Regions from separate parts of the Mus musculus genome. Here regions 2, 3, 4, 5 and 6 are each linked to region 1. Evidence: chromatin loops called from intact Hi-C (ENCODE). Cell type or tissue: heart. All regions are shown on one strand. Region 1 overlaps Smyd4 (SET and MYND domain containing 4). Region 2 holds the start of Prpf8 (pre-mRNA processing factor 8). Region 3 overlaps Slc43a2 (solute carrier family 43, member 2). Region 4 holds the start of Rilp (Rab interacting lysosomal protein). Region 5 has its middle 2.9 kb from the start of Mir22hg. Region 6 holds the start of Dph1 (diphthamide biosynthesis 1).

Region 1 (5,000 bases):
AGATTTGAGAAAACTGTGTATGTTTGTGATAGACTCTGGGATCCTGACAAAATTGGGCAAATTCAAAACCTTAACCAGCATTTATAAAAGCTTATCCAGAGCTGCTCACTGTGGAATGCTCGTGTCTAACCCGACTGATGCCCTCTCTCTGATATTGCCCTCGTCTATCAGGTCCTTCGCTCTCTCTGACCAAACATACTGTTTCCATGTCCGAGTATCAGGTCTATGTTTCAAACCCTTTTTCTTACCAATGTATACCATGAGATTTGATCAAGGCTGGAGGTATGGCAGCCACAAAAAATACTAAATTGGGGCTAGACTTCCCTTCAAGTGACCTCAGTGGCACACTGGGTGAGGGACCAGCTCATTAGGGTTACTCTTCCTTGTATTCTATTTTTTGTGCAGAGCTAGGGACAGAACCAGGGCCTTGTGCATGCCACCAAGGGTGCTTCCAACTGAGTGGTTCCCTCAGCTTCCTTTTTTAATCTCCAAAGCAGGGATTCTCAGCCTTCACATAGCTAACTTGGGTCTCTCCACTGTGGAGGCGGTCCTGTGCACTGTAGGTTTAGCCTTTACTAGATGCTGGCAGCCATAACAATCAAAACTGTCTCTAAACACTGCCAAATGCCATTTGCAATCCCTTCTAGTTGAAAACCACTGCTTTAAAAGGAATAAGAGGCAAACCAGGGAAAGGGCCGAGCCCTGGAGTTGAGAGAGCAGGGACTGAGGCAGCCAAGGGAGGTGTGATTAAGCAGACAGGAATGCTAGAGGCGGGTGAGGCTGCCTCCAAATCCTCCCTGGGAAGCTCCATGCAGACCTAATGGCTTTCTCCACATCCTCAGGAAGGAATTCAAAGCTTAAAGTCTATCAGTGAAGCAGAGGGCAAATATCTGTCCTAAAGAGGAAATAAAAGAGTTTCAACATGCTTTAAAGCACTGTAGCAAAAAGCCATACACAGAAGCACCTAGGAAAACACAGAGCACTGTGTGCCCTGGCCAAACACTAGGAAAAAGAAAGGCCTACCCATTGAATAGGACTTGGGCCAGTTTGAAGAGCTCATGGCCAATTTCAACACTGGATGGCCCATGGCGAGTTTCAACCACCTGGAGACTCTTCTGTACATGGGCAGCAGACTTTAGCCAGTTCCCTGTGAGAAGAGAAATGTCTCATTCCGGAAAAGAAACACCATTAGCCTAAGGCTCTGGGGGCAAGGAATGCAGAATGGGAGGGAGAAGAGCGTCAATTCAGATGGCAAGAGAGAACCAAACAGACAAGGCAAGGGCCGCACTGAACACACGGCAGGGAAGGAGAACTCCGGCTATACCTAAGGTAGCATACCTAAGGTAGCATGGGCCTGGGCCAGGCCATCTTCAATTTCCCCCAGTACGGTGTGCTCTGCTGACAAGAAGCTCTCAGCAGCCTCCCGGCACCGCAACAACTGCTGAATGGCTTGCTCTATGGATTCAAAGGAAAAATGCCTCACAACAGATACAGATCTAGTCCTGGACACGAGAGACCACGTTGCAAGGTCTCTATCGGTTAGGTCAAAGTGAAAATGCCTCTTTATCTCACGGAGTCAACAGCCGGGCATTCCAGGGAAGCTGTTGGTTGCTTATGTTTTCTCTTTCAGTAAAAGAGGTGTTAGATGAGGCTTCCTCACATTTACCCTGGGCTTCTAACATCCATTTTCCAACCAACATTTAACAACCAACTCTACATTCCTCCTGTAATCATTAGTTTTCTTGACTCTAGGCTAAAGGTCAACTTCAGAATCTAGGCTAGAATAGTCAAAACAGATTCCTACCATGTCAGGGTCTAACATCGAGTTCTGCAAATCCCTTTCTGAAAAGAGAGGAGTCCTTTCTTTCTCTCAGCTCTCAGCTCAGGCTAGCTACCGAGCTCTACTCCTGAGTCACACCACGAGCCCAGGCAGCACTCAGGACTTGCTGCTGCTGCTGAGGGCAGAGCAACCTTCTCGGAGCTTAGGTCCTTAAGCTGGGAATCAGATGATGGCATTGGACCTCTGGAGCCACACAAAGCCCATGGAAGTCAGACAGCCTTTCTGGTGCTCGAGCTGCTAGAACTATCTGGCGCAGCAGACACAGCTTAAACCATCAGGAAGACTTTCAAGGGCACCAGAGTAACAGCTGGTCACAGTCTGGTCTCACTGGCCTACATAGCCATCTTGTGGCTGGTGCTGGGATAATTAAATTCAAGTCCTCAGTCATTTATTGAGGACTGCTCAGTAAGGCAAGGTGATACCAAAATAAACAAGGGAAGGGCTGAGGCCTAGGGCGAGGGAGCCAATCTCACCTGGTTTACCGGTTCGGAGAAGCTTCTGGGCCATGCAGACCTGTTGCTGAAGGTCCTGCAGGCGAGAGACTAGCTGGTCCCTGCTGACAGAGTTTGTGCAAGATTCGTTGCTACAGCTCAGCACATCATTTCCCTGTGGAAGTCAGTTCTATTTTTATTCCTAAGCGAGAACAGTTATCAATACTGCATATTGCATGTACTTGAGCTAAGGAGTCACTGACCTGATGAGGAAGAGACTTCTTCAATAACACACGCAAACAAGGCCTGAGTGAATTCTGATAGCAATTCTAATGAAAGAAGCAGCTAATCCCACTCTGAGGTTTAATTTTTGAACAGAATTGATAAGCGTTTGTAATCCTTTTCACCTTAGCAGCCCCTCTCATCTCCTTTTGGGACCAGGACTTTAGATGATAAACACACGTATAATGGCTATTTTAAAACGCCATAGGAAAACCAATATAGAAAGCTGGATGGGTGGTGGTAGTGTACAGCAGCACTCTGGAGGCAGAGGCAGGCAGATCTCAGTGAATTTGAGGGTAGCCTGGTCTACAGAGTGAGTTCCAGGACAGCCAGGGCTACACAGAGAAACCCTGTCTCAAAAACAGACAAATAAACAAACACAGAACTCTGGATGTGGTGACACATTGCAGTAAAGTGGCACTTGGAAACTAAAGGCAGTAGGATGGCAATTCTGAGGCCAGTCAGCTTTAGAATAAATTCTAGATCAACCCTGCAGGAAGAGAGGAAGAAGCAGAAGAGAGATATGGCTCAAAGGATAATCATCTTACTAGGAATCTATCAGGGAAAGCCAGGTATAGGCCTGTAAATATCACTGCATTTGAGAAGCTGGGACACGAGGATCTCAAGTTTGAGGCCAGCCTGGGCTCTGAAGTGAACTCTAGGTTATCTGGGGATACAGAGTAGAAGGAAGACTGTCTCAAGAGTGAGCAGGATCGAGGGAGCACTAATGCACAGGGCGCTTAGGCCCAGCATGGTGGCACACCTGGGAGAGGTAGCAGAGGGCAGGAGCCAAGGCTACACAGAGAGACGCTGCCTAAAACACAAAACAAAACAAAACATGCTGGGGAAGGCTTCATTCTTGACCCTTGGCTTTACAATTTTCAACACAGCCAATTCCATTTACTTATTTCTAATGAGAATGCCATGCTCTGGTGTGGAGACCATTTTGCATTGGGGCATGAATGTTGAAGACTCCAGTGTCTACACCATTACCTGGCAGTAGCACCCAAGGGTCTGCTCTCATGCTCTCCACTGTGGCTCTTCCCTCTGGGTCAAAGGCTGAGGGAAAACTATGTGGGTCGGATTTTCCCACAGTTACTACAGAGTGTGTCTGATGAGGCCAGCACAGAGAGATGGAATTGAACAGACAGAAAATCCACAATCTGGGTCCCCAGATTAAACCATCTCTGAAATAGCTCCTTGGAATGGTGATCTCTTAGATGGGGTGTCACTTGAGACTGGCCTCCGACTTGAGATCCTTCTTCCTCAGCCTCCTGAGTGCTAGGGTTACCAGTACCCAAGTGCTAGGCCTGATGCACAACTTTTGATGACTTATTTGAGCAAGTAAATTTCTAGGGCTTTTTTTTTTTTTTTTTTTTTGGTCCCTTTGTGTAATTTAAGATTTTGTGTCACTTATAGGGAAAATATTAGGAAATACAACCTGTGTTTTCTGCAGGACCGGGCGACATGTAGGGAGGAGTTACAAGAAGGGAAGCAGGAATGGTTCTCCTGGCGACTGACAACCTTTAGCTGGAGCCCTGCCCCTGGGAACAGCAGAGATTTACCTGCATGAGCGCTCTGCAAGTCTTACAACAGAAGGCTTCCCATCTGGGAGCTGCAGCTGCTCTCAGTGTCTCAGCGTGACAGGCCCCACAGCGGCAGTCAAAGAAGTACTGAGAACTCAGCCTCTGCTGCCTCTCAGCAACGCCCATCCGGCTCTCGTGAGGCCCTGGAGAGAGATTACCCACAGTTCCTAGTCACACCAAGAGAGTCAATGCCTACTCTACCGAGGGGCTGGCCTAGTCATCACGTGACTGGCATGGTGGTGCTGGGTTGGGGTCCTGGCTCAGTGATAGACACTAGCCTAGCCTATATGAGGTTGGGTACTCTGCCCTATCATCTCAGAAAAAACAACAAAACACGGGTGAAAGTGGATACGTTTCCAAGCTGCTGGGGCAGGAAGAAAGAAGCCAAGAAAGTGCTCCTCGCTCATTTTCAGGATAGGCTGTCTACAAGGCATGGAGGGATATGGCTCACTGCCCTCAACGGGCTTTTTTATTACAGCCAGAAGACCTTTTTTATTGGCCCAAGGATGCATTGCCCTTTCCAGGAAAGACTCAGAGGATGAGTAGAGGCACTGGGCCCATATCTGCTGATTCCTGTCCCCTTATCCTTTTCATGTGAGGTGTGAGGCACAGCAGGGTAGTGGAAAGAAAGGCTGGCTCACCATAGCAGTGCAGAATCTCCTGTCCTTTTGCGATCCTCTGTGCTGCCCGGACGGTGGCGACAGTGCCAGTGAAGGACACACTGGTGTTGGGCCTGCAGGAGTGGTTCAGGAGGCTGACAACAGGGAAGATGCCTGTGGCAAGGCGTATCTGCCTGCTGTTGGTAATGATGCTCTCGTTAGACCCTGGAAGTGCAAGAACAGAAGGAAATGTGCGTCAGGA
Region 2 (5,000 bases), 85 kb before region 1:
GTTTGTTTGAGACAGGGTCCCACCGTATAGCCCTGGCTGGCCTGAAACTCACTGTATAGAACAGAAGTCTCACCTATCTCTGTCTCCCATGCACAGAGACTAAATGCCTGTGCCACCACACGTGGCTTTGCTGTTTTTGATGGAGCATCTCACCAGGTAGTTCAAACTGGCCTCAAGCCCATGATTCTCCTGCCTCTGCAGCTAAGGGCAGAGATTACATGCAAACACTACCACGGCTGCTTAAGTTATTTTTGTTGTTGATGTTTTATTTTTTAGGACAGAGTTTCTCTGTCCAGCCTTATCAGTTATAGAACTCACTCTGTAAACCAGGCCATCCTCAAACTCAAAGTAATCAGACTCCCAAGTGCTGGGGTTACAGGCGTATGCTATTACCTTGCCCGGCAAGAAGTTGTTGTTATTGTTATTTCTTTTTTTTTTTTTTTTGCCGTCGTACTTTTATTCACATCATGTATTGTTATTTCTATTAATGGTTTTTTCAAGACAGAGTTTCTCTATATAGCTCTGGCTGTCTTGGAACTCACTCGGTAGACCAGGCTGGCCTTGAACTCTGAAATCAGCCTGCTTCTGCCTCTCGAGTGCTGGGATTCAAGGCGTGCACCACCACTGCCTGGCTAAGAAATTATTTTTTGGCTAAGAAATTATTTTTTGCAATAAAACTCTCAAGGTGGGGCTAGAAAGATGGCTCAGCAGTTAAGAGCACTGATTGCTCTTCCAAAGGTCCTGAGTTCAATTCCCAGCACCCACATGGTGGCTTACAACCATTTGTGATGGGATCTGATGCCCTCTTCTGGTGTGTCTGAAGACATCTACAGTACACTCATATAAATGAATTAAATAAATCTTTAAAAAGGAAAAAAAACAAAAACAAAACAAAACAAAAAAACTTCCAAGGCTTCCCCCACATCAATTAATTAACAGGCCAAATTTTTGTATCCAAATGGAATGTTAAGAATCTCTGCAGCTTGAGGTGGAAGAATTAACAGTAAAAGAGCGACCCCAGGAATGAACTATCCTAAACCTCTGAATGATAGTGACCAAAGAGGCATCCAGAATGCCTAGTGTCTTAATTTGAGCTTCAAACAGTTCCACAATACCAGACATTTTACAACAACACCAGCAGGGCAAAGCAAAACAATCAATGGCATAGGTAGACGATCTGGAAACTATCACAGAATCCCAGTGGTCCTAGCCTTACTCCTACAGTCATCCTATGTACAGCCTAGAGCCATGTTCCATGCTGGACACGGTGACATCTGCCTTCAATCCCAGCTCTTTGGAGGCAGAGGCATGGGGATCCCTATCGGTTAAAGGGCAGCCCGGTCTACAGAGCTAAATCCAGGGCAAAAATGCCCACACAGGGAAACTGTCTCAGTTAAAAAGTCACATTCCAAATGCTAGTCCCTCTATCCAGCACTGTCAATGAAGGGGCAGAGGAAGGAAAGAAGTCAAACTCCATATGATATTATCCTGGGATGTTACTCACCCCAAATAGACCCTTTTGTCATGACGGAACTTCCTGTTGGTCATGTCTCCATGGTCTCGAATGATCTTCCTGACATGTTCTGGTGGCATGTCTTCCTTCTGAGCATCCACAAACCCAAATTTCCGCTTCTCTGCATATCGCTTGGCCTGCAACTGCTGCCATTTTCGAGCTAGAAAAGCACCTCAGCTTAAAGGGCTGCACACATTTACCCTAATTATCCCTAACTCTTGCCCTGGGGCAACCCTCGGCATGCTGTGAAGAGAAATACTCACTGCCAAGTATCCTGCCATTTTACTACCCCAAACCACCTGATATTTTTGCTATAGATGTTTTGGGGAGGGTTGTTGTCTAATTCCTACATAGTAATGCAAACCCTATAAGGAAACAGGTTTTATCGTCATTGATGCATTTTACACACACACACGTACACAATAAGCTCCTGCAAAATAACAGGCACTTCCAAACTTTCAATGATTGGACTCAATTTTTAAAAATGTAAATACTGCTAATAAGCACACCCCTGATGACCTGCCTATGGAGGGAAGAAATGAAACCCGCCTACACGTTCGAGCCCGCGCACGCCGTTCCCGTTCGCCTCTCACCTTTCTCCTGCAGCTTCTCCTCTGACATATAATCCGGCAGCGGGGCTAGAGGGCCGGGCACCGGGTTACCCGGCCCTCGGTAAGGAAACACTCCGGCCATGCCGGGAGAATCTGGGATAGAGAGGCAGGCCAAAACTAATGAGCTAGGCCCGGGCCCACAAGGGGCAGATGGAACACGTCCGGAGCCCCCTGGCCTGCACTCTAGCCGGGCTGAGCGCTCGGGACCCGGGCCTGGCGCAGCTCCTCGGGCCGCTCGGCCCACTCGATTACCTTGCGCTCAGCCTCAGACGCCCACCACCCACCTGTCGCCCCTCACTCAGGTAGCGGCTAGGCTCGCAGAGCAATGGCGGAAAGACGACGTCCGCTCCGCGTTCCCAACTCCAGGAAGTGCGCAACCAGGCTCAGAAGCTCATCCAATAGACGCCGAGATGCTCTGATGGATTAGCGACATCTCCAATTGACGTTGCAGCCCGAGCCGGAGAGGCGGGTCTAAAAGCGGATTTCAGGGCGAGGGGTGTGGTCAGGGTAGGCTCACGCCCCGCCTTCTGCCAGTCAGTTTAGGAGCCCTCTCTAATAGATCTGACATTTAATTGGCTATTGATATTGTTCCTCAAAAGCCAAAGCCATACAATTTTAATAAGTTTGCGTACGTTGCACATTTCCCCTATATTTATTCTCATGAATTCAGAGCTGATATGTAGTACTAACTCCTACTCAATGAATCCTTTGTTCTTCTATTCCTTCATTACATTACTGTTAATAGTGGTAACTATGTACCAAAGAGTCAAATAACTCTTGGACCATCCAAGGCAGAAGGAAGGCTGGCAAAAATGTATGATGATCTGGGATGGGAATGTACTTCAGTTTGTACAGGAGGCCCTTGGTTCATTCCATTTCTGGCAATGCATAGACCTGTAGGATCTCAGCACTGGTGGGGGGTGGGGGGTGGGGGTGGAGGGGCGGGAGGTTAAAGGCAGAATAGTCATAAATTCAAAGTCTGGTCCTGGAAAGAGGACTAAACGATTAAGAGCTTTAGCTGTTCTTCTAGAGAACCTGGTGTGATCCCCAGCACATGGTGCCTCACGACTGTCCGAAACTCTGATTCTAGGGGGATCTGAAAACCCTCTTCTGCCCTCTGTAGATACAGAACACACATGGTGCACATACATACATGCAACCCAAACAACCCATATACATAAAATATTTTTTTTTCAAAAAGACATTCAAATTCTTCCTCGGCTATATAGTGTTTACCAAACCTCAAAAACAAAACAAAACAAAACAAAACAAAGAATCATTAATGTTTTGCCTTCATGTATGTCTGCCCACCACGGACATGCCTGGTACCCAGGGAGATTAAAAGAAGACATTAGCTCCCCTGGAATGGAGATAGGTATGATCTACCACTTGGGTGCTGGGAACCTGGGTCCCCTGCAAAAGCAGTAAATCTTTTTAACCCCTAAGCTGTCTCTCCCAACGCCTAAAGATTCTTGTAACACAGCATGATGAGCACTGGCAAGCATAGCATGGTAATCTGACTTCAGGGCGCCAGATTTTGAGCTTAATGCTTGATTATTAGAAGTAACGTACTAGATTTAATGCCTGGAGCTTCAAGCAACAAAATTAACTGAAGAATAAAAATAAAAACCCTGCCAGCCATGATGGTAATCCCAGAACTTGAGAGGCAGAGGCAGGTGATCTCTGTGTTTTCAAGGCCAGCCAAATCTACATAGCAAGTTCCAGTACAGCACAGCCAAGGATCTAGAGAGAGACTGTATCAAAACAAATAATCGTGCTTCTTTGGGAGATGGAAAGGAGATAACCTAGAAAACTTAGAAATGTCTCTGGGGAATTTCACTGGTAACGACCTTCTTCTCTCATTTCTCTTTCCTCTATCTGGCAACGATCACTCTAACGCATGCTATAGACAAGAAAAAAAAATGTTCTGTGTAAATCATAAACCAATAAAGACCTTAGAAGGAAGCTTAGGAAAAAATATAGGAGCAGGACTGAGGATGTAGCTGACTGTAGAGCATTTCCAAGTATTGCAAGGAGAGTCTATATTATAGCCTGACGAGGAAAGATGGATGAGAAGGATTTGACTGCAGCAAAAGATCAGAAACAAAGTAATTCCAGGTGGCCAGAACAGCTACAATACTTTTCTCTCCACAATGTTAAGAATTGAGCCCAGGGCTGGGCAGTGGTGGTGCACACCTTTAATCCCAGCACTTGGGAGGCAGAGGCAGGCAGATTTCTGAATTCCAGGCCAGCTACAAAGTGAGTTCCAGGACAGCCAGGGTATACAAAGAAACCCTGTCTTAAAAGAAAGAAAGAAAGAAAGAAAGAAAGAAAGAAAGAAAGAAAGAAAGAAAGAGAGAAAGAAAGAAAGAAAGAGAGAAAGAAAGAAAGAAAAGGAATTGAGCTCAGAACTTGACCCAGGCTCCCTCCCCGACTGAGCAGACTCCAGTCTCCTAACATAACCTGTGGAAAGAGTATTTTTCAACACTGGGGAGGCTGAGGCAGGAAGATGGCATTTGGGCTGCATAGGACAACTCTGTTAAGAGAGGAGATGAGAGGGGAAAGCAAAGTAAAAGAGGGGTAAGAAAAAACAGCAGAGGGAGAGAGGAAAGGAAGGAAACAAATTTAGGACAAAAAGCTAACATTACTCCTTAGAAAGAGCCAGCAGACACACTCAGCAGTAGTAGCAAGTCTAGCTTCAATGTTATCATGGTCACTATTGTAAAGTCCTTGCAATGACTTTCACTGTAGCTGTTTCCAGACACACATCAGAAGAGGGCATCAGATCCCATTACAGATGTCTGTGAACCACCATGTGGTTACTGGGAACTGAACTCAGGACCTCTGGAAGAGCAGTCAGTGTTCTTAACCGCTGA
Region 3 (5,000 bases), 170 kb before region 1:
CCCTCCTGTAACCCTTGGGTGCTCTTTCCACACAGCTGAGTCAATACACTCTCTCTCTCTCTCTCTCTCTCTCTCTCTCTCTATATATATATATATATATATATATATATATATGTATATTACTCAATTTTAGGTTGTGCCTAGTAGCTTCACAGATAAGGCACTGTCACTGCCATAAAACCCACAACTACCTTACTGCCCTTCCTAGGGAACAGTGTTGAGGCTATAACAGCCCCTGTGGCTGGGCTCTGTGGAGACAAGCGCTGAGCTTTGAGCAGGGGAGAGCTGGGGTTAAAGGTGTGCACCAGCACCACTGGCTGGCTATGTACAAGTTTTGATCAGAACTTCTGGATGTGGGTGTAGGGGACAGAGCACAGGAGGTGGTCCCGAGGGCCTGTACCTTGGCTTTAATGAAGGTTGGAGCCAGCTGTGAATAGGTCCCGGCAGAGTCGTAAGGGTAGAGTCCCAGGGGAATCCATCCTTGATGAACGCCAAGACCACAAAGGAGGGGCTTCTGGTGAGACTGTCCTTGACGGGTAAAACCACAAGGCTGGCATCGCTTCCTGTTCCTTCCATCGGTGCCTCTAGCCTGTGTCTAGCCTGTGCTTCTGTGCCTATCTTGGGGTAACTCTTCTTGAGGTTGAAGAGATCAGGGAAATTATTCCTGCAAGGACCCATCAGCCTCCAGAGCTCACGTGACTCTTGTGCAAATAGCTTGCCTCAAACCTGAGAAAGCATTGGCTCCAAGATATGGAAACCATTCTGAGCTTGCACCCTTTGGGCTCTTTGCTTCCAATGGGGGGGGGGGGGGTTCTAGCTGAGACAGCCTCGGCTGTGTTAGTGACTTGAGACCCACAGGAGAGTCCTCTGGGGTTGCTTCTCCAAGCATCTATACCACTCTAGGCTGTCACCGTGATTCAAAGACACTGACATGTCTGCCAAGTCAGCGCAGGATGGCCCTTGATTAGGGAGAGCTCATCTGGCTTGCCACACCTGTTCTCTGCTACCAGTGGACGTCTCTCATCTTCCAGTACCGTTGGCTCTTTTCCATCCCACATTTAGTTTTCTAGTGTCTCAATCCTAGGATATATACCCTTACAGCATCACGATCAAAAGTGTGGGCCCCTCAGTGTTGCTGGGAACTGCACAGGTTGTGTCTGCAGGCTATATCCCTAGCAGGAAGGGACATTCCCTCAACCTCTTCTCTTCCTCACAGGGGCATCTTAACCTCTGGGCAGCACCAGAATCAAATCGAGACATAGGTGAGACCAGTGGTCTGCCATCTGATTTTGTCATTCTTTTTTCCGAAGATGAGAGTTCTTGGATTCCAGGTTGGCATCAAACTCACTATCTGACCAAGAGGGACTTTTGATCCTGATGTCACCACCTTCCAAGTGCTGCACTACCATGCCAGGTTTATTCAAACCCAGGGCTTTGGGTAAGCTAGGCAAACATGCTACCAACTGAGCTACATCCACACCCAGGCCTGGAGCCAATCCACATTTCAGCCAAGTAGCCACCATGTCGCACATGGCTATGATTTGTCACCACTCAGCATGTCACAACCTTGTGTGTGAGCAGGGTTGCAGCTCATGCTGAAAGATGTCACCCTTTGCCTTTTGGTGCTGGCATTACGGGACTGTGCCATGTTTCCACAGCTCTCAGCTCCACCACTCAGACAGCAATGCCTAAAACTTCCAATTTTTCTCCACATCCTTGCAAACAGGTTTTTGGATTTTTTTTTGGACAGGGTCTCATTGAATAGTCCCGGCTAGCCTGGAACTCGAAATGTACAGGAGGCTGGGCTTGAACTCAAAGAGGTCCTCCTGACACTACACCTGGTGCTACCCCCAGCTCCAATGCTCAGGAACATGGGGAAAGGGCTGTGGATCCCTGCTGTGAAGTGGCAGGTCTGACTTTAACTCAGCGTACCCCACTAGACCTTTTCACAGACAAGTGTTCTGAGAGATGGTTTGGAAAATACACAATAGCTCTCTTGGGAAACAGAACCTAGGGTCTTAGCCATGTTAAGAGTGAGCTCTACCACTGAGCCATGAGAAGCCTCAAAGGGCTTCCACTAGCTCACTGTTGGGGTTATGTGATTACTGTTTGAACAGACTGGAGTCAAGACCTGGCAGTCCACTCTCACAACAGGGCCTGCACTGAGACTGAGGGCATCTCAGTTAGCCTGGGTGCTAGTTAGCCTAGGACTTTCCTGGAGTCACCATATAACAACCCTTGGGCTTACACGGTAACAGCCAACAGTGGAGATGAAGGCTCTCTCTGGATTGGTCTGTCTAGTCGCAACAGACAGCAGTGAGGGCAGCCCACACCTCTCCACAGCCCCATTTCCCTGGACAGGGTAGACAGGGCTTTCCTTTGCCCATGCCCCTTCCTGGACATGTCACCCAGGTGTAGCTGGGTTTGTCACTAGCAGAACATCTACAGATTTTGACTATGTAGCCCTAGAATTCTCCATGTAGACTAGACTGGCCTCAAACTCTGCCTGCTTCAGGTTCCCATGCTGGGATTAAAATGTGTGCCACTATGTCTGGCTTCTTTTTTCTTTTCTTCCTGGCAGACCCTTTTGCCCTGTCTCTCCTCTCAAATATAAAATAGGCACATACAGTAATTAGCTGATACGTGAGGAGGGGCATCCATTACCAACAGGGAAATGGATTTATTGCTTCATAAAAAGAATCATGATAAAACAAGAGAAAACCATAAACTTAAAAACCAATGTACCCCTCTTGGCACCCCAAGAGGTCTCAGGCAGGGTTTCTAGGGGTTGTCAAGGCAAGGTGGGTTAGTGAGCCAGGCAGGCCGGCTAGGCTTCTACTACATGAACCGTTCCAGTCCCCTGATGTGAGTCTGCCAGCAGGGGGCACTGTGATCACACCGATACACACAGGTCCCCATCATAAAGCAAGGCTGACTCCTATTTTGAGCCTGCTGTAGGGCTGGCTGGCTTCTGGTCTGGTCCACTCTGATAAAAGCAGCCCCTGGGGCTAGCCTCCTACCATATACACACATGCACACACACGTACCACATAAACACACACCCCTCGGGTTACTCACTAATCCTCTTCCCTATTTAGGCTTGGCTCCTCATGTCTAGTCACAGCCTTATTTCCACCCCAGAAAAACAGCTGTGGGTGGATGGGAGGGTGCCCTTGTGGTGTCCCCTTAGTTCCCTTCAGGTTGCAGACTGGAACAAAGCGTGCCAGCAGAGAGACACTGCTCTGGCTCCGGAGGAAGAAGCCTGGCCCAGGGCTCTTGAGGCTTTGTGTAAATAGTCTGCCCTCCACTCCTTCCCCAGCCTGAGACAGGGGGGGCTTCTTCTCAGGCTTTCAAGGAAAAGAGGGGCCAGAGACTAGCCACGGGCAGGGGGGTGTTGGGATGACAAAGGGGTTAGCACCAACAACAGGAAGCGGGTCCTTCCTTCCTCAGGCAGCCAGACTGGCCAGGGGAGGTAAGGGGCCAAGCAAGGGGAGTGCAGACAGCGCAAGCCTTTGTCCTCAGGTGGGCGTGGTTGGTGGGCGTGCAGCTCAGGGACAGGTAGTGTGCTGGAGGATGGCAGGCCCCTCTGCTTTGGCAAGAGGCAGAATCCGATCAGTGAGAAAGAGAAAGAAAAAATAAAAAGAAAGAAATGCTCGCTGAAAAGGTCCCCTTGGCTCCAGGTACAAGCCCCATGGAGATCGGGAGACTTCAGAGCCCCTGGGGTGACAGCTAGGCCAGGGCAGCCCAGCTTCTGGCAGTGGGAGGTTCACTTGTCCCAGGCCCTCTCCTGTCCCTCCACACCAGCACTCCACGGCAGGGCCAGGTGGTTCTGAGGAAGTATGGGCTCCAGTGTGGTGAAGGGCAGGATCCAGGGAGAGCATGAGGTCCTCTGGGGTGGGGAGATGACTGCAGTCAGTCACTGAAGCACAGGCAGGAGGCCACAACTGAGGCGGTGGGTGGGCACTACACGAAAGCCTCCCGGTTGGATGAGCCATTGATCTTAAGGAACAGCTTGCTGTCTTCCCTCTTCTGCTGCAGCTGCCTCTCCAGCTGGCGCCGGTAGCAGATGAGGTAAAGGGGCAGGCAGAAGCCCAGCATGCTCATGGCGAGCAGACCCACGTTCACCTGGGATGGTGGGGAGTTGGCTGTGAGAGGGAGCTGCATGCACGCAAGGCAGCACCCTCCCGCCCGCCCACCCGCACACGCAGGTCTGGGGAAGGGAAGGCGTCACACAGAAAAGACTCAAAACTAAAGAGGAGGTTCAAGGGGTCCCAGCTGTCAACCCACATTCCAGCATCTCATTTCCCCAATGCTCCTCAGCGGCCTCCAGGGAATGGGCTGGGATTGGGACAACTCATGACACCTGGATGAGAATGCTTTGGATGGAAAGCCTGGAATTCACCCCAGAATCGGATCCAGAGAGGCCAGTTTTCTCCTCCTTCCCGGTCACCATCCACCAGGGACCCCTGACTGGGTACTGTCCAACGTTCCCACACTACCTGTTGTCCTTGGGCCCCCTTCCCAGGAGCAGAATGGAGAGACACCCTGACCCTTCTTACCCACAGAGGGTCTCCTCCCAGAGGACCCATCATGGCCAGATACAGCGGCTGCTGCAGGAGAGCAAAGAGCGCACTGACCAGGGACTGCAGTCCAGTGAGGCTACCAAACTGTGTGGAGGGGTACCTGTTGGGGCAATGAGACCCATCACAGCCAGCACGGGTGACAGGCTTCCCCAGTCCCTCACTGGCCTGGCTTAGGTATACTGGTAACCAGGGCTGCACCACTGGTGCCTGCAGGGAGAGGCGGTATCAGCCTCAGGCCCCTCAGGCTCCAGACTCTGGAGCAAGCCTCTCCTTTACTCAGATGTGCCCTTAGCCTGTGGGTGTGGGGCTGCGCAGGGTGGAAAGCATGGTGCCAGCAGAGTCTGTGGCTTGGGTTGGAGGCTGACCCTGGCTCTGCTGTCTCCCCCCCCCCCCCCCCTCCAGGAGCGTTGCACAATC
Region 4 (5,000 bases), 110 kb before region 1:
CACATCCACACACAGTTAGCTGGAATCCAGAGTTAAGCCTCCTGCATAGCTGAAGCCCTCAGACCAAGATGTTCATTGAAAGCAGGGGACTAGTCAGGAGTTGGGGGCTGGAGGGCTGTTCACAGGCTGCAGGTGGGGTTGCTGTGGGGTCTCTTCTCCTTTCTGTAGGCTGCTGGAAGCTGGGTTGCTGGTCTCGGCTTCAGGGGCCTCAGTTTCACCCCGATACCATAAGCCAAAGCTGGAAGGGAAGCCAAGAGAGGTGCATTGAGCCGGGGAGGCAGAGATGTCAAGGATGCAGGCCGAGGGTCCAGAAAGGTGAAAAGGGGGTTCTGGAGGAAAGAGGACAGCATAGGTCACAGGGAAATGAAGGCACAGAGGACAGAGAAGCAGGTGGGAAGACAGATCTTAGAACAGCGTGAAAGGCAGTGGAGTGGAAAGAAAGAGTGGAGAAGATCCAGGCAGGCCCCTCCTTCACCTTCCTCCCTCCCCTCCTCCAACATACAAATTCTGGATTCTGGACTCAGGAACTAGGGGAACATCTTCCTTGTCGTTGGAGAGCAGGAGCCACGAGCCATCCTCATCCTCACTAGGATAAAGAAATGAAAGGGCTGTATATCAGGGCCTAAGGGATACTATGAGTCCAGCTTGTGTGGAACCTCCTGAAGGACTTTCAGGAACATCAGGGGAGGATGGAGTGACTACAGAGGCCTCAGGGCTGGAGAGGGGACAGTGAGGGGATCAGGGACTCTTTATAACCAGGCAGACAACAGCCCCTCACAAGACTGCATAGCTTCCTTTAGTAAAGAGATCCAGCCAAGGAAGGAAACATGAGTCTGGAGAAGTAGCATGGACAGTTTCTTCAGCAGGAGGCATAGCAGCCGGGGCAAGCGGGAGCAGTGGATTCCAGAGGAAAGGACGGCAGCTGGAGAGCAGGCTGAGTGAGGTGCCAGGCACAGCTAAGTTGTATCACTGGGCACAGCAGAACTGCAGCAGGCCAAGGGGTTCGTTTGGTGAGCACAGAGGCAGGATCTTACCTGCTCTCTGCTTCTTCAGGTGTCCCTAACATCTTGGCCTTGATCTTCCTCCTCTGTTTCTTGACTGCCACCTTCATGGCTTCAAGCAGAAGCCCAGGAACACGGTGATCTGTGAGCAGCTCTCTAGAGAAGCAGGAAGGGAAGAAAGTGGGAAGGCCAACAGGAGGTGTCAATCAAGTACCTGAGCTCTGCTCACTGTTTCCCCTGGAAACCCGTGAAAGCTCTATACCGCCAACACCTCTGAAATGAGCTTAGATGGCCCCTCCTAAGGATAAGGCTTGCTGCTTCAGTTTGGTGACCCCTGGTGCTGCCCTGTTTGAGTGAGGTTCCAGAAGGGCAAGGACTGTGGAAGTTACTTCTTCCCAGTGCCTGAGCAGGACCCTGGCAATTGTCACTGCTGATCTATAAACGATCCAAAAAATAAGGTGGGGTGACCAGGAACAGGCATCCTGGCTTCCAGTCCCTCACCGCTGGAAGTACGCCAACTCCTCCTTGAGCAAGAACACGTTGGCTTTGAGCTCATTCCGCTCCTGAAGGATTTGCTTAAGCTCTTCCCTGCTGAATCCACACTGGACAGCTTCTGGAAGGTTCCCTGGCTGCTTCTGAGTATCCACCTGTACAAGGTCAGGAATGGTCAGAGAGCAGTCTGTCTTAGCTCTTCCCTAAGTCCCAGCGCTCACAATAATATTATGGGAAGTGTCTGCTGGGAAAACTTAGAGGACAAAGTTGCTGCTACATAGGTGTACATAGCACACAACTGCTGTTGCTACCTTCCAACTTCCTGGGTACCTTCTATACTGCATGGTACATCCATGCCAGGTAAACCCAGGCTGGGTCATCAACTGCTGAATGCTGTGAGCTCTGGGATGTATTTTGACTTCGCTCCGTCTCTTACCGGGTCATCTGAGGTTGCCGCATCAGGTTCCAAGCTCTGTTCTTTAGCCAGCTGGCTGGAGCCATCCTGAGCTATCTGGCGCTCCCTCTCCCGGTCCTGGGCGGCCCTCAACTGGGTCTGCACTGCAGCCAGCTTGTGCCGCAGCTCAGAGTTGATCAGCAGGAGGCGCTGTAGCTGTTCCTGCAGCTAGGGGGTGGAGCGAGAGAGCTAGGGGCGGGGCTCCGAGGGCCGTAGCGGCCCCACCCCACTCCGCCTGGCCCCGCCCTCACCGCTTCGGTCTCTTGGCTTCGGCGCTGCAGATCTCGGTTGTGTGCCCGAAGCTCATCCCGCTGTCTGTCTGTCACCTCCTTGAGCTGTCGGAGCAGCGCGCGCTCCTCTGAGGAAGGGGTGTCTTTAGCACTACCGATCTCTGGGGTACGCAGGCCCCGGCTGCCCCCAGCTCGCTCTGCTCCGGTGGGACCCTCACTCACCCTGCGGCCCGGAGCCTAGCTCCTGGCGGAGGCGTTGGTTCTCCTCGCGCAGCCGCCGCAGCTCCACTTCTGCCTGCTGTGCGGACACCTGCAGCTGGGGGAGCCAGGGGTCTCAGGGTTAGGCCTGCCGGCTCTCAGGGGTAAAAGGAGGAGCCGGTGACTCACCGAGTCCGGAGCCGGCCCCACGGCGGCCTTTTCCAAGAGCTCCAGCGCCCGCACGACTAGTGGCACCAGCCCAGCCGCCGCGTCGGGTCCGAAGCGGCGTGCCAGCCCCTGTAGCTCAGTGCCCAGAGCCCCCGCTAGATGGTACACGAGCTCGGCGGCTGACCCTGCGCCCACTGAAGAAGAGGCCTGACTGGGTAGCCTGGGCGCTGCCCTCCTGGGCTCCATTTTTTCCTCTCTTAAGGTCAAAAGCCACCCACACCCTTAACTGGTGCAGGAAAAAGCTTAACAGTTCCGGCCCAGGAAGTTTAGGGCCATAAGGGGCGGGGTAGAAGCAACCCGGGAGGAACAAATAGGGAAAAAGGCCCTGGAGTGGGAGAGTGCTCTGGGCTCCCTGTGCCCTACAAGGTCACTGGATACAGGTCGGCCAACTTCCAGGCAGGTATCCAAGAGTTGAGGACTAGAGCTGTAAGTGGTCACTTCAGGCAAGCCCTCCCCATAGCGCCTGACCCGGGCTCCACCCCTGGACTTGGCTGCCAAGAGGTGAAAGACTGAAGGTCAGCAAACAGCCTCTACTGGACTGCAGGGACAGTCACTTAAGTATGTTCCCCCACTAGGAACCACACAGTTTACAAAAATGAACGAGACCGGGCACTACAGCTATAGGAGGACCACACAGTCCAAGAAGTGATGTTGAAAATAGGTAGACTCCAAGTACTTTTACAGAGAAACCAGCAAATATGCTCAAAGTAATAAGCCAGCCCCAACTCAGCTCCCTGAGTCTAGGGAGCCTCTAAGCCTCCAGCGGAGAAGGCCTCAAGGCTCTGAAGGCAGGGCCCAGTACCTTGCTGTCAACTGCCCAAGCTAGTCCCCAATCCTCAAACGCCTATGCCCAGAATTTGACCTCATAACAGCAAGAAAACAAAAGCACTATTTATAAAATTTATTACATTTTGTTCAGGATTACAATCTATCAACAACACAAGCACAGAACGCAAAGGGGCTGACTGCTGAATGTCAGCAGCTTGTCTGGGGAGGGCGTTCAAGAGGCTCCAGGCTTTGGGGATCTGAAGCAGAAGGAAGTAACTAGGCATAGAGGTCCTCTCTGTCTGCAGAGTAGACCTCACCCTCCTGCAGAAGGGCGAAGTTGAGGAAGTGGGAGGGCCTGTGGACCTCATGGTAGAATTCCTTGGGGTTTGCCAGCTGCAGCTCGTATTTCATGTTGGGATCATGTCGAACACCTAATGGGAGGGGAAACATCAGAAGTTAATAAGGTTCTGCCTGCCTCACCCAGCCTGGGCCCCTGGACCGTTTCCAAGGCAGCCAGACCTCAAGATGACAAGATGACCAAGCATGCTGGTCACCTGTCTCTACCCCACACTTCCTAGGCACACACAACCACGTACCCATAAAGTTGTAGTTCCAGGAGGACTGGGCGGGGACCATGAAGAAGCCGAGGAATCGGTCAGACAGGAGCATCTGAACCCTCTCGTAGTGCGAGGGTAGGTAGCCTTTGGGGTTGTTGCCTTTGTCTGTGTTCTGCCGGCCCCACTCATACCCACTGGGTGTCAGCTTGTAGGCTGTCAGTGTGCAGGAGCCTGGTGTGAAGCTGGGGTGGGGGGGACAGGGACAGGGTAAGCGCTCAAGCCACCAATCCAGGTCCTGGCCTGCAATGCCTGCTCTATAATATTTCCACCCAAGAGGCCCACACCAACCTGCACGTGATGATAATAGTCTTCTCCCCATCCCAAGATGGGTTGTCAGCCATGATTTTGGCATGAGTGGTGACATCTTGGGGTGATAGCTGGGGGGATTCATTGGGCTGAGTGTGGATCCAACCTAAGGGTTCCATCTCCTGTAGGCAAACAGCAATAAAGAGATGTTCAACCCATCTGCAGACAAATGTCCCCCATTAGGGTAGCACGACAGTGAGTGCACTCCCAGGCTCCACCACCACTAACCTTGAGGTACTCATGCTGGGGCAGCTGGCTGGGCAGGTGCACAGTCTGGTGCGTGCCCCACTGCGGCACCATCACAATACAACGGATCTCCTTCACCTGAGGGTTATCTGGAGGGCTCACCCCATACAGGTATCCTGCAATCTAGAGATGAGATCAGAAGGTATTCTTAGTACCAACCCAGAATGCCAGAAGTTTTTAAAATTTTATTGTTGGGGCTGGAGAGATGGCTCACTGGTTAAGAGTACTGGTTGCTCTTCCAGAGGACCTGCCACATGGTGGCCTACAACTGTCTGCAACTCCAGTTTTAGGACCTTCTTTTGCTCTCTACAGGTACTGCCTGAATATGGTGTACAGAAAAAACTCCTACATACAAAAATATTTTTAGCCGGGCGTGGTGTCACACACCTTTAATCCCAGCACTTGGGAGGCAGAGGCAGGTGGATTTCTGAGTTCGAGACCCGCCTGGTCTACAAAGCGA
Region 5 (5,000 bases), 57 kb before region 1:
GTAGAACTAAAGATGGAAGCCAGCCACCGATGCAGCAGAACACCCGAAGTCTTTTTTTTTTTCCACAAATAGGACTTTTTTTTTTTCGGGGTATAGGGACCACTGTCACTCGCACGGCCCCAGTCTTCACTGGAGAGCTAGCTCGAGGTCTTCGGGGTATAGGGACAAATGTCACCCGCACAGGCCCAATCTTCACTGGAGGTCTAGTCTATCCCTCGTGGGTTTAGTGAAATCTTTTCTAGTGAATGTCTCGTCTTAGTCGCTGAAGAGCCCACGGCTTCTCAAGGGGCACGTTCTTAACAAAGGATTCGCCCTCACTTTTAGAGAGGAAGCGTCTTTTTAAAAATTAGGGGAAGATCTTTACCAAAGTAGTATCAACCAGAAACCCGGTTCTAAGATTAACACCCATTCAGTCCCGCCCTCCGAAACGCTTCTCTGACTCAGGCCTACTTAGGGAAGTGATTTCAAAGGTGGAGACCAATGAAGAGGCGGCTCCTTCCCTAGGGGCCAATCAGAGTCTGAAAGGCGGGGGATGGGCAAAAACCGAAATGAACCCAATGACTTGGCAAAAGCTGCTGAATTGCTTATTTAAAGGGACAAGACTGGGACCACCTCTTCACTCCCTCCCCACCCCCAAAGAGAAACTTGTGGCCTGGGGTTCTTGACTTTTGAGTCATTTCTAAGAGCATCTAAGCTTTCTAAGTGAGAGCATCTGAGACAAAGAAATGAGAGGGAAGCCTGAGATAGCCGCTTCTGTGTTAAATTAAGTATGGGCTCCACTAAGGTGACTGCTGGGCTTGCTTCAAATCCTGAGTTCAACGTTCAGAATATTGTGTCTTTAAGGAGACTTCCTGCCTTCCGCCCCAGTAACAGCTGATTGTTCGACCCCAGGGGACGAATCAGCCCTAACCACATCCTCCTTCTTACGTGTCTGTCCTTCTCCATCTCCTTTTTTCTGCCCTTCCCCCTCAACCCCGCCATGGGTGGTAATGGAACCCCAACCATAGCGGGTAAAATGTATGCTTCTCATGATCTTTTCTTCATCAACCCAAGAGTGACGCCTCTCCCCAACATCTGTCCCTTACTTATTCAGACTTCTGAGGAGATTGGAATGGGAGATATTTCCTGTCACCACTGTCAGTTAGTGGGGAGGCCACTGCTGGGGAGCCTGTCCTGGCGGCCGGCTGAATGTGGGTGCTCCAGGGGCTCCTGCGGATGATGCAGGGAAACTGAGCCCAAGCCTAAACAAGAAAGGCTGTGGAAGATAAGCCTAGTGGGTCAGAATCCAGTCTCCTGGACCAGCTCTTTGCTGCTTCAGTTGCTCTCTTCCTTCCTAGGTCAGCTGATTGATGGGGTCCTCCTGCCTTTACCCACTCACCCCACTTTTAACTTCTCAGATGCCACTTATCTTTGACTTTTAACCCACTCCTGGGAAGACCCAGGTAAATGTGTTGCCCCAGCTCCAAGCTGGAGTCAGGGTCACTCCAGGACAAACTTAGTGCGAAGTCCCGGGACTGACTTGGCAGAGTTGGGGGAAATTGAGCAGGGCTCTAGCCAAGCTTGGAAGAAAGAAAAGTTTCAACAAGCTGCCCTATTCTCCATTATCCCTAGCATAGGAGCCCTGTTCCCTCCTCACTCGAGGCCTCTGTGGTGGCCCTTCTGATTTTATTCCACTCTCTAACCTCCTCCCACCCACCTCAAGGCCAAATGACAGGGTTTCAGCCTGAGATTTCTCAACCTTAGCACTGTTGATGTTTTGATCGAGAGAATTTATGTACATGGCTGCCCTGTTCATAGTAGGAAGGTCAGTACCACCCTGGCCTCTACCCTAGGTGCCAGTAGCACATGATCCCAATTATGACGACCAGAAGTGTCCCCAAATATCCCCTGGGGAGTCCAAATCCACCCTGGTTGAGAACCACTGAATTAGCCAAACAAATTCCAGTTCCAGTGCTGACTGGCAGTGAGCTTCGGAATGGTGTTTTCTTCATCTACAAAACAGTGTAGATAATAAAATTTGTGGTTTCTTGTAGGGGGTTAAGAAGAAACTTCTTGAAACCACTTAGCACAGTAGAAATCCAGCAGACCCACAGTTGGCACATTTGCTGTCAGCTTCTTTCTTGCTGACCTCACTTGGCATGGGCTGGTGGCCCACAGGCAGCTGCCGTTTTCCTCAGTGACTAGCCAAAATGGGTACTTCTGGAAACACAATACTGAAGTAGGCGAAGGGAAGTGACTAACGTTCCGCCCCAGATTCTGTAAACCCCATGGGTGCTTGTGCAGGGATTCGGTAGATAAGAGCTAGGGTGAGAGAGAGGGAAGTGGGGAGAACAGTCACAGAGAATTATTTTCATCGTCATCATTATTATTCATGGGAAGCACGTCTCTCGCCACTGAGTTATAGCCATGTGCACCCAAAGCCTTTCTTTTTCTAGATGGGCCTTGAATAACTAACTGTTCATCAGAGTTCTACTACTGCCACCACCACCACCACCACCACCACCACCACCCAGGGTGCTTAACAAAGTGCAGGCTCCAAGGTCTCATTGCATACTAAGTCAGAAATACACCTTTAAGCCAAGAAGTTTCCTAAAGTTCAGATGGAGGAAGGCTCAGTGCCTTAGAAATTTCTGAGCCAGGTCCCAGCCATGAAAGGACATCTCTAGAGTCAGCAGAGAGAGAACAAGAGGTAAACTGAAATACAGTCAAGATCACCAGTGTAGTATACAGCCAGCACCACTAGAGGGCAGGGAATACAGACAGGGAGAGGGGTGGGGGAGGAAACAGTTTTTGATCAGGTAACATGTAAATTTTAGATAAACTGAGGCCGGAGCCAAGAGCAGGCCAATCCAATTCTGTTGGTAACAAGATCAGCCCAGTGGTCTTCGTGGAGGAAGCTTTAAACTCCCAAAGCCCATCTCCACCGGAAGGCTACACCTCCCCATCACCTCTCCAGCCAATACTGCCAACTGGGGACCGAGTATTCACACACCCGAGCTGATGGGAAACTTTTCTCTCATTCAAACAACCGTATCACCTCTGGGTATAGAGCTGCTCACACACCTTGTGGGTACACCTGGGTAAACAGAGTTGAAAGGAGACTTAGGAAAGACACCAGACTGTCCGGCAGTACTGTTGGGGTTCACTTTTTTGTTTGTTTTTTGTTTTTGGAGACAGGGTTTCTCTGTGTAGCCCTGGCTGTCCTGGAACTCACTCTGTAGACCAGGCTGGCTTCGAACTCAGAAAATCTGCCTGCCTCTGCCTCCCAAGTGCTGGGATTAAAGGCGTGTGCCACCATGCCCGGCAATACATTTATTTCTTTTTGAGATAGGATATCATGTAGCCAAGGTTGGTCCTCAAACTCACAACATAGCCAAGGATGACTTTGAATTTCTGATCCTCCCACCTCTGCCTCCTAAGTGGAGTTTTACACCATCAGTCTATCATCCCAGCAGGAGGCAGAAGCAAGTTCAAGGCCAGCCTAATTTACACATTGAGTTCTAGGACAGCCAAGACTACATCACACCATGTCACAAAACGTCAAAGCAAAACAAAGTAAGGAGCTATAATCCCAAGTGGGACTACTACTTCAGTGTACCGGCTTGAAACACTGGTTTTAAAAATTGGTCTGGATTTGAGTCCTGTCTCAGGTGGATGGCAGTGGAGGCAGCGGCGGCGGTGTTGTCGTCGTTGTTGTCTTCTTCTTCTTCTTCTTCTTCTTCTTCTTCTTCTTCTCCTCCTCCTCCTCCTCCTCCTCCTCCTCCTCCTCCTCCTCCTCCTCACGTTCCTCCTCCATCTTCTTTGTTTTTCTGAGACAAGTTTCTCTGTGTAGCCTTGGCTGTCCTGGAACTAGCTCTGTACACCAGGCTGACCTTGAAGCCCAGAGATCTGTGTGCCTTTGCCTCCAGAGTGTTGGGCTAAAGGCATGTTCCACTGCTGTATGGCATTCAAGTTTCTTATGAGATCTTTAACAAGTTTACCAAAGGTGGTTGGTTAGCTTCCTCATTCTAAATAGGTGTGAAAAGAGCCCCTAACTGTTTTGCTTTGACGTTTTGTGACATGGTATGATGTAGTCTTGGCTGTCCTAGAACTGGAAATGTGTAAATCAGGCTGGCCTTGAACTTGCTTCTGCCTCCTGCTGGGGTTACAGGCTTGAGCCACCATGACAGCTTTAGCAATAGCTTTGTAAATCCACAGTGTCAAGCTGGATATGATGGCACATGCTTGCAATACTAACCTCCAAAGATTCCCTGAACTCGAGTTGGTGAAATAGTCCACCAGGTAAAAGAGCTTGCTGCCCAAGCCTGAATCTGATTCCCTGGTCACATGCTTTAAGGAAAGAACTTGCCGAAGATGTCCTCTGAGTGCCACGTGTACCGATGCATGCTTGCAGCCACCCACACACCCACACAAGTGCACTGTCTCACACAGTGAGAACAGCAAGTGAACAAACAAACAAGCCGGGGGGGGGGGGATTGAGACACAGAATGAAATGAAACAAGATATGTAAAGCTCTTGGCAGGTGGCTGGCTCCTGGTAAACACTCCATAAGTGGGGAAGTTACCACATGTAAGGTCATGTGATCGAGTACATCTGGGCCTCCAACAGTCCTTGAAGAAGAAACAGATGCAATCTGTCATATCTAAACCATTGTTGTCGTATCTCTGGGTAGTCTTTCTTTTCTCCTTCCTTTCTTTTTTCTCTCCCTTTCTCTTTTAAAAAATTATTTATTTATTATTATATCTAAGTACACTGTAGCTGTCTTCAAACACACCAGAAGAGGGTGTCTGTCAGATCTCATTATGGATGGTTGTGAGCCATCATGTGGTTGCTGGGATTTGAACTCAGGACCTTCAGAAGAACAGTCAGTGCTCTTAACCGCTGAGCCATCTCTCCATCCCCCAACCCCTTTCTCTTTTGAGTTAGGTTTTGTGTAGCCCTGGGTGGCGTTACCTTAACTACACTGGCTTTGAACTTGCAATGATACTCTGCCTGATCTG
Region 6 (5,000 bases), 210 kb after region 1:
AGGTGGTCACCGAGCCAGCGCCCGTTAAGTTGAACCTGGCTCTGGCCGCGCACACTGCCAACATGGCCTTGGCGGTTGCGTCCCTCTGATCCAGGCATTAGGAAAGTTTAAGGAACCGGACTTCTGGCACTTGACACTCCCCACCCTCGGTCGCTAAATGCTCAGGGCTGGTCCCCGGGGATAAGGGTAGGATGCTGGGAAGATGCCTGCGTTCCGGCGCGCCTCCGGAGTTAGGAACGGTGGTGAACGCCGGGGCCGCGCGGTGACTGACCGCTGCCTGCACCCAAGCGCGGGTTGTACTCAGTGCTGAAGCAGCAGAAGCAGGGGCGGGTGCCTGCGCAGGGGATGGAGCCTGCAAGTGCAAAACTTTATAATGGAGAGGCAAAGGTCCCAGGAGGACAGCTCCCTTTTTATCAAAGGTTTCTCACTCTGGTCTCTGAACCCTCAAGACAGATCCCTGAGGCCTGGCCACTCGATCCATGAACAAACCCCATGAACAAACCCCATGTCTCTCAACAGGCCACCAACGGGAGCTCAGCTCCAGCAGCAGGCGCACGGCGGGTGCCTGTGACAAAAGCCAGCCATCTAGCAGGGGGCTGCTTCCGGGACCCATTTCCCTGGCGTTCGACGGCTCCCGGGGCTTGTTGCTCGGCCCGGTTCCATGCAACTCCAACTTGCCCCTGAGGTTCCAACTCACCTTTGCGAAGCATGTTGGCCGCGGGGCCGCCGCTCCGAGGTCGGCCTAGGCGCGCTCCCTCCTGGGGTCCAGATTCAAATCCCTGGGCGCCAGCTGCAGCTAATCCGAGCGCGTCGAGGCGGGGGCAAGCCGGGAATCCGCTTGTGCCCGGCGGCCCGGTCCCGCAGGGGCATGGTGAGCCCAAACCCGGTGCTCAGGGCACCGGCGCCTGCTAGCAACCGCGGCGCTGCCAACCAACGCGGTGCGCTCGCTCAGCCCCGGGCGAGTGGCTTGCTCCGCCGAGCCGGCGGCCTGATTCTGCCGCCCCAAACACTTTGCAGGCGGTTTTGAGGGGGGACGCCGCCCCCTAGCCGGCCAGCCGATGTCCCCTCTTCCCCGCCCCCTCGGGCAGCGGCTGCTGCAAAAGGGCGCTCGTACGCACAGCCTAGCTCCGGGAAAGCGCCCGGCGCGCGTTTGCAGGACCGAGCGATCCGCCGAGCGGGGCGCCTCCCTTCCTCCCCCCGGCTTCCCCCACCTCTCTTCCTCCTCCCTCCCTCCCTCGCTCTTCAGCTCCCTCCCTCCCGCTCCGTTCCCCGCCCCCGCTCACGGAGCGCCTCCCATACAAAATTTATGAAAGTGCTCTCAGCTCGCGGTGCGGAGCGCCGTCCTATTCCCAGGGCAGCGGCGCTCAGCCGTGCGGCGCCGCCTTCCAAGGTGTTTTCGCTGCACCTGCCCCCGGGGATGATCCTCGGCCCGCGTCCGTCCAAGTACCTGCCCCAGTCATCCGCGGGTCGTCCGGCCACTGTAATCGCCCTCCCCGGCCCCGCAGGCTTCTCCGAGCACGCACCCGCAGCCCAGCCCCCGCCTGTTTGCCCTTCGCTGCTGGAGGTCATCAAGAGAAGCGGCTGGAACAGTGTACCGGCCCTGAGCCCCGATGACAAGTCCAACACCCTTGCCCCGTCTCCTCTCTGACCCGCGTCCCTTCCTTCCTGTGAGGCTCGACGGCTCTTCCCTGCCCAGAACTGCTCCGGCGACATAGCCTTCCCCCCACCCCGCCCGCCCATCCAGAGTTCCAAGACACTGTTCTTTGGGGGGAGATGTGCGGGACAGCTAGCATTTGGGGATGTCCAGTTGAAAATCGTATAAAGAACTATGGGAGTTCAGGTGGGCTATCTCTGGCTGGAAGGCCTCCCCGGTCCCCTTTAGTCCTACACAGACCCCACCCATGAGAGGATTCTCCAAACAGGGAGGAGGTACCGCCTGAAAAGCCGGTCGGTCCTGCAAGGGCCCTTTGGGCCAAGTGTGGAGAAGGTTCAAGCCAGCAGAGATCCTAGGTGGAGGCCGGCACCCCCTACTGGCCCGGGATAAGAAGGACTCCCTAAGAGGAAAAAGACTGGGCCAGGTCACTCGTTGAACATATTAGAGTTTTATGTATTACACTATGTGGAAATTCAGCCAGTGAAAAAGAGAAGGTCCCTGTCCTCCTTGAGTTTATACTCTAATAGGACAAAAAGAGAAAAGTTCAGATGATGGAAGTGTCTGGAAGAAAGACAAAGAGGGTGTTGCTCTGGAGCTGATCCGGGATGCGAGTGGGGGATGGGGTGGAAGTGGAGCTAATGTGACAGCTGCCATCTAACCAGAGATCTAAGTTCTCTGTGGAGTAAACTTGGAGGGGTGATCAGAAGTCAGAAGCAAGGCCATTATCACTGGCACGAATACAGATACTCAGAACCCTAAGGTCCCGGCCCCTGGTTTGAGCTGAGTGTGAGGGAGAATCAGACCTGATTCTCCCTCAGAAAGTCTGGGTTCAACAGGTGGAGCAGAGAGGACACCTGGAAAGGAAAGACTGCACAAATGTTTGAAGTAACCTTGTTTAGAACATTCTTCAGCTTGGTCCTTCTAGGGTTGGGAACACAAAGTGAGGTATTCCTTAGTTCCTGCCAGCTGCAGGAACCTGCACCACCTGAGCCCTGGCAAACTAAACTCTTAGAACAGAGCTGTGGAGACACAAAACTAAGGCCCAGAGAGGCTAGCTGACTTGCTCAGCAGCATCCAGTAATCAGTACTAAACTGTGGGCCAGGATGAGGGCTTTGCTATTCACTTTCCCACCTTCCCGTGCCGCCTCCCCATGAACCCCTTGCCCCATCGACTCCAATGTATTGGGCAGACTTGGGCGGTGTGAGTGTGAGAAGCAGTTATTTTGGGATTTAGGAGGGCTGGATGTTGACTTGGAGTCCAGCCAGGGAATGGGGGTGGCTGTTGGTGGGTGTTGTGGTGTAATGGGGGAGGGGGTTGCATTGAGCCTGCCTTCTCATCAGGCAGTAATTACTCAGACTGCTGAGTAACTCAGGAAGGGGGACCCTCACTGGACAGATGGAAGTGTCCTCAGCCCAAGCTGATTGACAGTTACCACTGTCCTGCTCGGCAAGGTCTTAGGGACACAGTCACGATGGTTTTGCACTGCAGCCTTTATCCTGTATCATCTGGTTTCCTAAGTGGGGGCAGGGCTGCTCACATGTGACAGAAGCTATACAGCAATGTTGGGAGACGGTGGTGCATACCTCTGATCAGGTAAAGGCCCCAGGAGATGAGAGGGCTGCTGGGGAGAAGCCATTGGGCCATTGGCACCAATCTTTCCACTATAGAACTTGAAGTGAAAGCTAGAACAGAAGGTGCCCACGGACAGACTAGGCTTTGGTATGCTGAGGTGGCAGAGTGGGCTCCAGAATGCACTGAGGGGTAGGGATGTCTAGAGAGGCTGGGAGACACAGGAAGCCCAGGCTGGACTCTTATTAAGGTGAACCATTGTTCCTTGATGAGCACACTCTGGGTCAAGCTATATCTGTCTTAAGAGTTGCAGAGACTGAAGGGGCATCGACCCTTTCCATCGCTTCCCTTGGCTGCTCACTCCCAGTCTGCCTTCCTCTCTCCTCTGAGCAGCCTCCCAGGCAAGGCAGGTACCTGGCTGCTTGTTTTTACATCTCTCAGCACCTTAATTAGGGGTTTCCAAGCAGGGAGGGCCTCCAGGGGAGCCTGAGGCCACAGAGCTGTCTTAAAGGGACAGCTGTGCTCACCACTGCAGAAAGAGGAGGATGGGAGTGGGGGTTCAGAGTGCTGGTGACCATGCTGCAGAAGGCTGAGGGTAAGCCCGCAGGTGCTTTGTTCTGCCAAAGGTCAAGGCTGTCTTGTTGACTGCTCTGCCTTCTCTTTGGGGGTCCCAGGAGTGCTGTCCACTGATCAGGAAAAAGGCTATAGCCTGAAGGACAGACTAGAGAGGGCAAGACCCAGGAGGTTTAGGGAATTGAGGCCTTAGGCTGCCCTATCCTTCCAAGAAAGCCTTTTCAGTTTCCAGCTTTTCCCTTGAGTACCGGCATCCTCCATGTCGACCCTTTACACTCTGGGTACATAGAAATTCACACTAAGCTCTCAGCTTGGTAGCTGGGCTGGTAGGCGTTAAGGCCCCATCTTGCTGGGACAGCAGAGGTCTCTGAGGTAGAGAATGTGCCCATGTGAGCTGACAGACTACACTTTACAAGGAAAGAAACGGGGTGCAACAGGAAGGCCTGGTAGGTCGCAGAACACCTTTAGGCACACTCATCCGGGAGTAACAGCTTTGAACTAGGTTAGAGAAGAGCGTGAGAGCAAGGGGGACCACTAGGAGACGCTGAGAGGCTTGAGAGTCCAGACCTTTTGTACCAACCGGTGCCCATTGCAGCACCGCCCTCTTCTCCTTTTAGTCACCGCCCTGCTAGAATCTCCGCCCTCGGCTCGGCGGCTCGGCGGTCGATTGTGTTACCTGCACTCTCCGCGCTCTTCCAGCGCTGTCTTTTTGTTTCCCACGTGGGCTCTTGGGTGATGGCGGCGCTGGTTGTGTCCGAGACTGCGGAGCCAGGAAGCCGAGTCGGCCCTGGCAGAGGTGGGTGCAGCAACGCTGTGACCTTCAGACCTCGCATCTCTGGTGGGACCCCCAGGTCAGGGACAGGGCGGGAGGTGACACCTTTCCCCTTGAGACCGGAGAGTGTCATGCTGTTAAAACTTCTGAGCTCTCATCACCAGACCCAGGGACCCTGGGACTGCCCCTCCTGGGAGTTTATTTTCCACAAGGCGAAACTACGCCCTATCCCAGCTAGCAGACAGACCCGGAAAAGTGAAGGTACAGGACAGATCCGACGGGAGGGAAGGGACCACGGTGCGCTTCCTTTTAAGGTGGACTCGGAGGATATACTTTTATTTATGCGAAGAGGAGTTTGGTGTCTTTACCAGGCATTAGCCGGCGCCCAGTAATTGCCAGCCTTGTGCTAGGTGTAGGGACTAGAGTATTAC

The links. Hi-C counts contacts between places; a loop is a spot of excess contacts. Peaks named below come from ENCODE experiments on the same cell type or tissue, not always from the same donor. Only the 100,000 strongest peaks of a DNase experiment are listed, where the experiment ranks them.
Region 2: a loop joins it to region 1, with 2.4 times the contacts of the local background. A loop is called at or near these places in 2 of 42 quality-filtered maps.
Region 3: a loop joins it to region 1, with 9 times the contacts of the local background. A loop is called at or near these places in 14 of 42 quality-filtered maps.
Region 4: a loop joins it to region 1, with 6 times the contacts of the local background. A loop is called at or near these places in 16 of 42 quality-filtered maps.
Region 5: it touches region 1 in a loop (3-fold over the local background); 14 of 42 quality-filtered maps call a loop at or near these places.
Region 6: it touches region 1 in a loop (2.6-fold over the local background); 14 of 42 quality-filtered maps call a loop at or near these places.

The regions. Positions count from the first base shown.
Region 1 is chr11:75,399,564-75,404,563 of GRCm38, reverse strand. It overlaps Smyd4 (SET and MYND domain containing 4), which reads right to left. Exons shown (of 11, transcript NM_001102611.1): 6 at 4,781-4,963; 7 at 4,119-4,282; 8 at 2,314-2,446; 9 at 1,339-1,455; 10 at 1,024-1,147. Among named protein-coding and RNA genes, the nearest start is that of Serpinf1, 21 kb to the left of the region's middle. In heart, a CTCF peak has its summit at 2,197 (motif pointing left); DNase peaks (open chromatin) are centred at 713 and 2,123; H3K27ac peaks cover 1,488 bases.
Region 2 is chr11:75,484,298-75,489,297 of GRCm38, reverse strand. It overlaps Prpf8 (pre-mRNA processing factor 8), which reads right to left and starts at 2,521. Exons shown (of 42, transcript NM_138659.2): 1 at 2,107-2,521; 2 at 1,505-1,673. The coding sequence starts at 2,206. In heart, no CTCF peak of the experiment used is centred here; a DNase peak (open chromatin) is centred at 2,557; H3K4me3 peaks cover 2,060 bases; H3K27ac peaks cover 1,759 bases; H3K27me3 peaks cover 346 bases.
Region 3 is chr11:75,571,440-75,576,439 of GRCm38, reverse strand. It overlaps Slc43a2 (solute carrier family 43, member 2), which reads right to left. Exons shown (of 14, transcript NM_001199283.1): 13 at 4,560-4,683; 14 at 1-4,125. The coding sequence ends at 3,964. Among named protein-coding and RNA genes, the nearest start is that of Pitpna, 14 kb to the left of the region's middle. In heart, no CTCF peak of the experiment used is centred here; DNase peaks (open chromatin) are centred at 479, 2,899 and 3,919; H3K4me3 peaks cover 1,024 bases; H3K27ac peaks cover 1,609 bases; H3K27me3 peaks cover 2,900 bases.
Region 4 is chr11:75,507,937-75,512,936 of GRCm38, reverse strand. It overlaps Prpf8 (pre-mRNA processing factor 8), which reads right to left. Exons shown (of 42, transcript NM_138659.2): 39 at 4,523-4,663; 40 at 4,277-4,416; 41 at 3,968-4,170; 42 at 3,490-3,802. The coding sequence ends at 3,648. Rilp (Rab interacting lysosomal protein) reads right to left here and starts at 2,843. Exons shown (of 8, transcript NM_001029938.2): 1 at 2,565-2,843; 2 at 2,400-2,493; 3 at 2,199-2,305; 4 at 1,930-2,115; 5 at 1,503-1,648; 6 at 1,035-1,157; 7 at 503-586; 8 at 1-238. The coding sequence starts at 2,789. The coding sequence ends at 94. In heart, CTCF peaks have their summits at 2,083 (motif pointing right) and 2,698; DNase peaks (open chromatin) are centred at 1,486, 2,136, 2,946, 3,826 and 2 weaker places; H3K4me3 peaks cover 1,804 bases; H3K27ac peaks cover 1,825 bases.
Region 5 is chr11:75,456,099-75,461,098 of GRCm38, reverse strand. No RefSeq gene overlaps it. Among named protein-coding and RNA genes, the nearest start is that of Mir22hg, 2.9 kb to the left of the region's middle. In heart, a CTCF peak has its summit at 2,725 (motif pointing right); DNase peaks (open chromatin) are centred at 548, 918, 1,438, 2,208 and 1 weaker place; H3K4me3 peaks cover 1,442 bases; H3K27ac peaks cover 2,368 bases.
Region 6 is chr11:75,189,992-75,194,991 of GRCm38, reverse strand. Dph1 (diphthamide biosynthesis 1) reads left to right here and starts at 4,509. Exons shown (of 13, transcript NM_144491.2): 1 at 4,509-4,593. The coding sequence starts at 4,533. It overlaps Rtn4rl1 (reticulon 4 receptor-like 1), which reads right to left and starts at 999. Exons shown (of 2, transcript NM_177708.5): 1 at 698-999. The coding sequence starts at 710. In heart, CTCF peaks have their summits at 1,101, 2,035 (motif pointing left) and 4,344; DNase peaks (open chromatin) are centred at 541, 1,101, 1,971, 4,401 and 2 weaker places; H3K4me3 peaks cover 3,215 bases; H3K27ac peaks cover 3,889 bases; H3K27me3 peaks cover 2,484 bases.